2 separate regions of the Homo sapiens genome follow, and region 1 is linked to region 2. A link is a loop called in an ENCODE intact Hi-C map of the cell type or tissue named here. Cell type or tissue: PC-9. All regions are shown on one strand.

The links. Peaks named below come from ENCODE experiments on the same cell type or tissue, not always from the same donor. Only the 100,000 strongest peaks of a DNase experiment are listed, where the experiment ranks them.
Region 1: a loop joins it to region 2, with 19 times the contacts of the local background. A loop is called at or near these places in 1 of 110 quality-filtered maps.

The regions. Positions count from the first base shown.
Region 1 is chr12:1,169,803-1,174,802 of GRCh38, forward strand. The region is part of intron 8 of ERC1 (ELKS/RAB6-interacting/CAST family member 1); the gene reads left to right. Among named protein-coding and RNA genes, the nearest start is that of ERC1, 180 kb to the left of the region's middle. In PC-9, no CTCF peak of the experiment used is centred here; a DNase peak (open chromatin) is centred at 2,099; H3K27ac peaks cover 970 bases.
Region 2 is chr12:1,515,298-1,520,297 of GRCh38, forward strand. No RefSeq gene overlaps it. Among named protein-coding and RNA genes, the nearest start is that of LINC00942, 17 kb to the left of the region's middle. In PC-9, a CTCF peak has its summit at 1,977 (motif pointing right); DNase peaks (open chromatin) are centred at 1,834 and 4,144; H3K4me3 peaks cover 1,239 bases.

The sequences.
Region 1 (5,000 bases), 350 kb before region 2:
AGTCTTTCTTTGAAGAAAGACTCCCCAAATCTCTGAAAGCTTGGTTTGTTTGGTTACACATTATGAACTTGTGAAAGGTGTGGGTTAAATAATACAGTTGCTTACATGCCCCAAAGAAACCCCTAGAGGTTTTCTATGTTGGCAGGTGAATATGATAAGAGAATCTCCTTTTGCTAAGATTTCTTGGACTGTATTTAGAAAATATTTGGTTTTGGCATTATCATTAAAATTGTAGATGTCCATTCTAAATATATGAAAAGTATGGAAAAGCTATAAAAAGAAAAAAATCTGTGTAAAAATAAACTTCTCCTCACTTGAAATTGGTATAATATTACACTTACTTTTTGGTGACCTGTCTTATTCATGTAATAGTGTATAATAAACAAGTTTTTGTATCCTTAATTCTCAAGAATATGAATTGTAATGGTATAATATTCTTTCCATCCAGTGGATAGACCATATTTAATTTGGCTAGCCTTTTATTGTTAAGTGTTTAATTATTCCCAATTTTTAAATTATTACAATACAATGGATTTTTTTAAAAAATTAAGCCTCTTGTGCCTGCTTTAGTTTTTAAAAAAATATTGGATCTCTCATCACTAAAATGTAGTGAACTGAGACTAGGCTACCTAGACAGCCACTGTAACTGAACAACTTCAAGGGAAGCCATTCACATCGATGATGTGAATTGAGGGCCTCAGTGAAATCTCATCATTGCTACTGCCACAGAAGGATTGCCGTTGTGGATTTATGTGCCCTCTTTGTCTTTTGAGCAATTTTAGCACAGGGAGGTCTGTCAATTTTTTATATATGCTGACTAGATAGAAAAAGAAGGGTTTGAGCTATTTTCCATAATTATCTACCAGGCAGATCTTGACTGGCAGTGACCTTTGGTCTTACCAGCTTTTGTGTCATTGTATCCAGTTGTTCTAATGCGAGAGGCCCCTAGTTCCATGATCTGTACCATGAGCAAATCTGTCAAGGAACTTTCTTTCCTACCAGCAATTAATAAAATCTACCTGGAGCAGTGGACTCTGAAAATATATTTTCTTAAGGGCTATACCATTCCTGTATAATTAAATTTGAACAGTTTTAAAGATAAAATATAGTAGTATTCTGGTGAAGTTTATTACTTTTTAAATGTTCTCATCTTCCTTAGAAGAATATTGTTATATTTTATAATTGAAAGAGATGTTACTAGTCTTTTGTTTTACAGTTAAAGTGATGAGAAAGATTAAGCAATTTGCTCAATGCCACGTAACTAGTCATTCATTGCAATAATTCACTCCATGATCTGTACTATGAGAGAACAACACAACTGACAGGGAAACCCAACCAAGGAAGTGTTACTTGCTACCCGACATCTTTGCTGGGCTTATTGAGGACCATAAGCAGTAATTGAGAATACTGATATGAAAACTTTTAAAAACCCAAATTGAATTTAAAACATTGCTTAGAGTTTCTTATGGTTTTGTCAGTCTTGCAGCTTCTCATCGCTGGAAACAAGTGGAGAAGCAAAATTTAGATGTCAGCAATAGTCTGGGCAAAACATTCTTTTTTTTTTTTTTTTTTTTTTTGGTAAATTATAGTTTTGCCTTGTTTGTACATTTTGTCCGAGTGTCTGATGGTGGACAAACTGTTGACCAGAAATCAGGGGACTTAGAACCTGAAAAGGAAAAATTCACTATTAATTACTATAGATCCCTCTTTGCCAACTGATTATGACCAGTTCATCCAGACTGTATTTCTGCCATCAATACTGAAAGGTATTATTAACCAAGAAAGTAAAGGTCAGAGCCTTTTTGAATAACTGATTTCATACAATAAATTTGATGCTGATGGCTATTTAAAAGAGCTGTGGAGGCACCCTCAAAAATGTTCCTTTCCCTTAAATGATATTTAAAGTGAGCCAGGGGACTGCAAGAAGTGTTTTGAGCTGTCTTGTCCTCAGAACTGTGTCCTAGAGGAAGTCTCTTCTGCGTTTGCCCAGTGATTTGGGCCTCAAAGGCAGAGTAATCAGTTCCACTTGACTGGAAATAAATCACCCAGACTGAAACATGATAGCTCCTGACAACTGGGCAGGGCTGATAAAAGCCAAAACAAAAGATGTCAATAAATCTGTGCCAATGTGGAATTAGTATGCAGATTTGATGAATTCACTCTGTAGCTTTGCAGTCAGCATTAGACTTCCTCTGATTTTATCAGTTTTTCTTTCTTGTTGAAATAAAAATTGTATGAGGACAAGAAAGCCTCTATATAAAATAACCATTTTATTTCTGTTTCTTTCCACCCTAGTAAACAGAACTGTACCATGATTACAGAGGTCATTTTAAGGAATAACGTCGTCTTTCTCCAAACAGTTAATTTAAAAATGTTTCTTCCTTGGGCTGGGTACAGTGACTCACATCTGTAATCCCAATGCTTTGAGAGGCCAAGGTGGGAGGATCACTTGAGGCCAGGAGTTTGAGACCAGCCTGGGCAATGTTGCAGTACTTCATCTCTACAAAAATTAAAAATCGGCTGGGTGTGGTGGCATGCATTTGTAGTCTCAGCTACTCCGGAGGCTGAGGCTGGAGGATTACTCGTGCTCAGGAGTTCAAGGATGCAGTGAGCAGTGATTACACTGTCACACTTCAGCCTTGGTGACAGAGCAAGACCCTGTCTCAAAAACAGAACAAACAAATATGTATTTCTTGAGTTTACTACTCAATAATGATAATTATATATGATAGTAAACTGTATATATAAACCTGTTGGGTATCACCCCCCTTCTATTATCATTGACGGCACAGATGTGTAGAATAAATGCCAGTTCCTTTGATCACTACAAAATTTTGCTTGTACAGAAATTGAATATATGCTAATAGGTAGTGATTTCTTTCTATGTCAGGGAGAGTTTATACAAAAAAAAAACCCATGGGATTATAAAATGTATCCTTTTCTGTAACAATTATTTTATTAATTTTCAATTTTAAAACTAATTTATGTAACAGAAGAAAAACCTTTTAAATGTTTTATTGTCAGGTCCTCCTTGGTCCGTCTGTCTGTAAATAAACTAGCTTCCTTTAACCTTGAAAGTTAGGCTAAACAGATTATTTGAATAACGTCGTGGTCCTGAAATCCTTAACGTCAAGCATCTTTGGCTCTGCCCAGCAGCTTTAGTGTATGGTGATTAGATGTATGTTTCATCCATGAAGGATGTACTTTTCCATTTGCAGTGGTTTGGTACCTCATTCTTTGGGGGTTCGTTTTATTCTTTGCTTCAGTAGGGGGTACATTTTAAGTACATGATCGTAGCAATGGTATACTATATTAATAAACACTATAATCATAAGAAATCATTTATGGAAAGATGCTTTATGTGATTACTTTTTCAGTTTTTCACCATAGAACATATTATTTATAGGGTGGTAATTAAGAGTAGATTCTGGAGCTACACTACCTAGTGATTTTCCCATAGGCCTGTAGTGATGCTTAAATCATTGTTCCATATAAAGTCCTTGCATCAGTACCTGGCATGTTTTTAAGTGTTGGCTGCTTCTGTAATCTACCTCCCCACCACCACTGTTAGAATCGTCGTTCTTGTTATTTTATTTTAGGGGTTCTGTGGTTTATAGTCCTAAACAATGGAGAGTTTTTAAAAACTGGATATTCCGAGCATATTTAAAAGGGTATTTTTCTGCTAAACGTGATTCTGAACAATCATTTTTATCTTTATGTTCTAGTATGTGCATAATGGATCCAGTTTTTCTCTTGGCTGTTCAAAGCTTCTTATAAATCTTATATTTCAGATCCTATGGGTACTTGAATTAGTATAGAATAGACTCTCTGCTGAATATTTTATAAAAATGGCATAATACATACTGAAATAATATGATATGGGACTATCAGAGTAAACAGCATTTATAACCTCAACATTAGCTTGGTGAAAAAGAAGAGAATAATGACAAGAATAATGTGGTAACATTCATTCTTCAGCTGGTCAGTGACACATATAAACTGAGGTCCTTGATCACAACGAAAGTGAGGATATGTCATGGGAGCCTTCAGTGGGGCTCAGCTGTTACCCATCATGATGCTGAATTCAGTGAGTGAGGGCTCAGCTGTTATCCATCGTGATGCTGCAGTCAGTGGGGCTCAGCTGTTACCCATCATGATGCTGGATTCAGTGGGACTCACCTGTTATCCATTGTGATGCTGCATTCAGTGGGGCTCAGCTGTTACCCATCATGATGCTGGATTCAGTGGGGGCTCAGCTGTTATCCATTGTGATGCTGCATTCAGTGGGGCTCAGCTGTTAGCCATCATGATGCTGGATAAACGGAAAGAGAAGTATTTTTATGGGCACACATTTCACCCGACACACCCACCTCCCACCCCCTGCGTGTTTCGGGTTTGTTCAGTGCTTACACAGCTGGTTTGCACCTATCTGTGTCTATTTCAGGTCTTCCTCACTGATGGCAGCTTGCCCAGAGGAGGTAATCTTAGTGTCCACTGTTCTTTTTTTATTTTGTGAGATCCTTTCACTATGAAATGTTTGTTTCTCCTCTTTTAGAAGTAAATAAGAGTCTGAGAATAGCCATCCCTTTTCACTCCGACTCAACAGTCAGTCTCTCTAGAGTGGGTAATTGAAAAAGAAAGTAACTTGCCAAGAACTTGCTGACGGCATTTTACCTGTTTCAGCAGCTTCTGCACCTGAGTATATCAGCAGAAGTGTTTACTAGCAAAGAATAATGGATTCCTTTAATAGTTTAACTACATATCAGGTATAAAAGTGAAATTGTTAACATTTTAATTCCTGAATTTCTCCCTAGATGCAGATGATGGAGTAGAAAGAAGGGTATTATCCTTATTATGCATGTAAGGGGTGTTTGTATATTAGGTAGGCTCATAAAACAAATCTGTCTTCTTGTATGTAAAACTTGGTTGGTTCTGTGAAATTTCATTTTAAATAATGTTTCTTGTATTGCCCTTTCTTGACAGGAAAGTCTAATCAACAG
Region 2 (5,000 bases):
AGCATAAGTTGTCATTTCTCTGGGGTAAATGCCCAGGTGTGCAATTAATTGATCATATAGTAAGTCTATGTTTAGAAACTGTTTTTTAAGAAACTGCCAAATTGTTTTCCTCAGTGGCTGAACCATTTTACATTTCCACTAGCAATATATGAAAGATACAGTTTCCTCACATCCTCGCCAGCATTTGGTGTTGTCACTATTTTTATTTGAGTTGTTCTAATAGATGTGTAATGATATCTCACTGTGATTTCAAATTTCCATTTCTCCAGTGGTTAACAATGAATGTCCTTTTGTGTGCCTATTTGCAATCCATATATCCTCTTTAGTGAAATACCTATTCATGTTTTTTGCCCATTTTCTTTTTTTCTTTTTTTTTTTTTTTTTTTTACTGTTGTGTCTTGAGAGTTCTTATTTTCTAGATATAAACTTTTGTCAGATATAGTTTGAAAACATTTTCTCCTAGTCTGTAACCTGTCTTTTCATCCTCTTAACAGGGCTTTTTTCTTTATTGATTTTTTTCCTTTTATGGATCATACTTTTGGTATTAAGTCTAAGAACTCTTTATTTAGCCCTGGGTCCTAAAGATTTTCCCCTGGTTTTCTAAAAGTTTATAGTTTCATATTTTACATTTAAATCTATGATGCATTTTAAATTAATTTTTGTATAAAATGTGAGGTTTAGATTGAGATTCATATTTTTAATCTATGGATGTATAATTGCTTCAGCATCATTTGTTGAAAAGACAATTTTTCCTCCATTGATTTTCTTTTGCACCTTTGACAAAAATCAGTTGGGCATTATTTGTGTAGGCCTGTTTCTGGGTTTTCTATTCTGTTCCATTGACCTGTCTATCCTTCCCTAAGACTCTTTTTTTTTTTTTTTTTTTTGAGACAGAGTCTTGCTCTCTTGCCCAGGCTAGAGTGCAGTGGTGTGACCTTGGCTCACTGCAGCCTCTGACTTCCAGTTTTAAGCAATTCTCCTGCCTCACCCTCCAAGTAGCTAGCTGGGACTACAGGTGCATGCCACCATACCAGGCTAAATTTTTTTTTTTTTTTTTTTTTTTTGTATTTTTAGTAGAGACAGGGTTTCACCATGTTGGCCAGGCTGGTCTCGAACTCCTGCTCTCAAGTGATGCACCCACCTTTGCCTCCCAAATTTCCCAAATTGCTGGAATTACAGGTGTTAGCCACCACGCCCAGTCTAAGACCACATTTTATTCTCCTAAATGAAATAAATTTCAATACAATATTTACCCTAGATTTCATTCTAGGCTGAGACTAAATACACAGAATTTCAACCTAAATTGAGTGATTTGGCAAAATTTCTAGAAACCTGGAAAAAGATGTGCTTTTTCCACAAAAATTGGTGGAACTATTTTCTCTTTTTTATTTTTATTTTTTGTGTTTGATAAAAGATACATAACATAAAATTAGCATGTTAGCAATTTTTAAGTGTATAATTCAGTGGCATTAAGTATACACATATTGTTGTGCAACCACCAGCTCCCAAATTTTTAATCATCCCCAACTGGAATTCTGTATCTATTAAACCATAACTCTCCATTCCCTTCTCCCCCAGGTCTTCGGCCACCACCATTCTACTTTCTGTATCTCTGAGTTTGACTACTCTGAGTACCTCATATAAGTAGAATTATGCAGTTTTTGTCCTTGGGTGTCTGACTACTTCACTTAGCATAATGTCTCAGGATCATCCATGTTGTGGCCTGTGGCAGAATTTCATTCCTTTTTAAGACTGAATAATATTTCATTGTGTGGTTATACCACATTTTTGTTTATGCACTCATCCACTGATGGACACTTGGATTGTTTGGCCACTGTGAATAACGTTGTTATGGATGGCTGTACAAATATCTCTTTGAGTCCCTGCCCTATTCTTTGGGTGTATGCCCAGGAGTGGATCATTCTCTCTTATACAAGACTCTAGACTTGTTCAAACATCTGCTCCTTTCCCTTCTTTCGTCAAGACCCCAGGGGGGTCTACAGGGGGACCCACTGGGCCACTAGGGGGAGCTCCCCACCCTGGGATTTGGTGGGGTCTCTGGCTTGTTTTGTGATCTCTAGCTTGGTGGAAGTAAAGGAAAACAGAGAAAAATGAAGGAAATGGCAGCCCCCACCCCCCAAGCCATTTCTCGTGGGTTTTTGTTCTGTGGAGTTCCAAGCACCACCTGGAAATTGCTTTATTAAAAGCAACACCTCTCTGGCCACAGGGGTGAGAAAGGGAGGTAAGAATCAAAGGATGGCCCTTTCCTCAGTTCTCAGTTTGGGGAAAATTGGTTTCCTGCCTCACTGTGAACTTGAACAGATTAAATAAAAAGCACTTCGTCTTATACATTTCTCTCAAGCTTTCCAGCCAATGCATCCTCTTCCACTATTTATAGAATTAGGGCCAGCATGGTAGATTTCCTGTCCTGAGTAATTGTAGGAAGGTAGGCTCTGAAAAGTAGGAATAAAGAACCAATTCCCAGTTTGTGGTAGGTGGAGGCAGAATTTGGCCTAAACAGCAGCAAGGGTCTCCCGATTTCTCTCCCGACAGGCTTTTCTACAACTGGGTGTGAAGCCTGACCTGGACTCCTGCTAGTTGTGTGATTGTGGGAGGTAATTTGGCCTCTTTAAGCCTCAGTTTTCTCATCTGTGAAATGGGATAACAGAGTCAACCTCATCGTGTTGCTGTAAGGATTAAATTCCTTAGTACACCATAACCTCTCAATTAGAATGGATTATGACTGTTGTTTTCCTGATGCTATCATAATTCTCCTGCAGAAGTTAGTCCTGGGTGGGAGCTGCTGTCCCTGCACGTAACTTCCTCACACCCCATGCCAGTACAGTATAGAAAAGCTACAGTGCAACTGACAAAGTGCCTACATGTAGTAACAATAGAAATATCCTAATCTGAAGCTTTTCCTGGGAGCTGGACTCCAGAGTCCGTGCTGCAGAGGCAGTGGTTTTAAAGCTGCATTGTGCTGGAGATGTTCCCTCCCATGACCCCGTCACCTCCACCTCCACCACAGCCACCATGCCTAGGATCACAGTGCAGGTGTCTACTGAGGGACAGCAGAAAGGGGGTGGCCAGGGCCTGGCTCAGGAGGAGCGAACACCTCCTTTCTCTTACCCAAGCCGGGAACAAGGACCAAAGAGAATCTACTTCCTTCCTTCCTTCTCTCTCAGCTGCCCTCTAGGGCAGAGAAGTGGTCAAATGGGGAGTCACAGAATCAGCCCCAGGTTAAGCAGTTCTTGTTGGTGGACCAGCCGAGTGACGAAGGGTTAGACAGGAAGGGATGCACACTGGGCTGCCCCCACCTTGTCCTGGTGCCGCCCCCTCCCTGGTTCTGGGGCTGCCTCCTGCATGTCCACGGGCTACCCCCTACCTGGTGTTGGGACTTCCGTTCCCAGCCCCAGGATCCAAGTTGATACCTGTGGATTCCGCGGCTCAAAACGTCCTTTGTTGCTACCGGGCAGTCAGCCACTCCTTGACCCCAGTGAGATGGAAGATAACGTCTCGGTGGGGATTTGTAGGAAAAACCAGGTCTAGGCTGGGGGCGGGGTGTGAACAGGGGTGACGGTGCTCCTGGCGTGGGAGAAGACACACCCCTGCAGCACGGTGCACACCCAGCCCACCGTCTTGGCAGATGGCTTCTGGAGCCCAGGACTGGGTAGGGCAGAACTGCAGGCCCCTGGCAGTTCCGTGGGGCCCCGTGGTGAACCCCGCCTCACCAGGTGTGCTCGTCCCTGCCTCCCGTCCTCCGCCCTCTGGGAGCAGGGCTGGGATTCTACTACTCTTCGTTCCAAACAGTGGTGAGACTCCGCCGGGGCCCCTCCAGCCCTTGGCACTGGCTGGCAGACAACAGCCTGAGGCTCCTCCCAGGCAGAGGTGGGGTCCTCCCAGGGCTGCCCACCGGTCGTCCTCTCTCGCATCCTCTCAGGGCTCTCCATGTTCAAGTTCCCCCAGCTCCAGTCCTCCCTCTCCTATTTCTGGCAGCTCTTAAGACAGCTGCTCCCCAGAGAAGAGACTCCCCTTCCTCTCCCCGTCTTGTTCCAGCTGCCAACCTGCATGATTCATTCCTGTCTCCCCACCGCATAAAAGGCACTCAGGCCATTGCTTGTGCCTAAGTAAATATTTATGTGCTCAGCATTTGTAGCGAGTGAGTGTCCTCTGTCTGTCTGGGTCACTGTTGTCAGTCACTGTGGCAAGCAGGGCCATGCCAAGGGTTCTCTAAGTGCAAAGCAAGAAGGTTTTAAAGTACTGATTGTGGTCAGATTTATTCTGATCCTTTAATTGTTACAATGAAGGCATCTTTAAAACACACAATCAAAACCCCACCCATGGAGGAAGAATCCTGAGGACTGTGGATTGCTTGACATGGGCTTGGTTACCTGGGCAGGGCCTTCCCTGGTCCACTCCTGGAGACCCTTGTCCCTGTAACTTACTGCAAACCCAGATGTACATTTAAATTAAAGAAGGCGAGTAGCTCCTGGCTGCCTGCCACCGGCTAGATGATGGGGGAGCCCTAAGCAGAGTCGCCCAAGGGAGTGGACTCTGGGCAGGCTGCTGCCAGGGTGGTGGGGTCTGAAGGTACTGGAAGGCTCTCAGGATCTCAGCAGCTTCCCCACCCACTCTGGGGCCCTGGAATGTCTCCTCCGTGCGATGCCCTGGTGCCTGAAATTCCACCACTGCATTTTGTAGCTTTTGCTGTGGATCTTGTAGCTTTCTGTTTCCAGAAATTCCAGCTTAAAATGCACCACAAATGTCAGCCCAAGAATAAAACAGGCAGGTGGGGATACAGGTCATGTTATCAAGCTACAAGAAAGGCAAAAGGAAAATTAAAAGTGGGGGAAGAGGGCCTGGGCACAGTGGCTCACACCTGTAATCCCAACACTTTGGGAGGTTGAGGGCAGGCAGATCAGTTGAGGCCAAGAGTTCGAGACCAGCCTAGCCAACATGGTGAAACATGGTGAAACCCAGTCTCTACTAAAAACACAAAA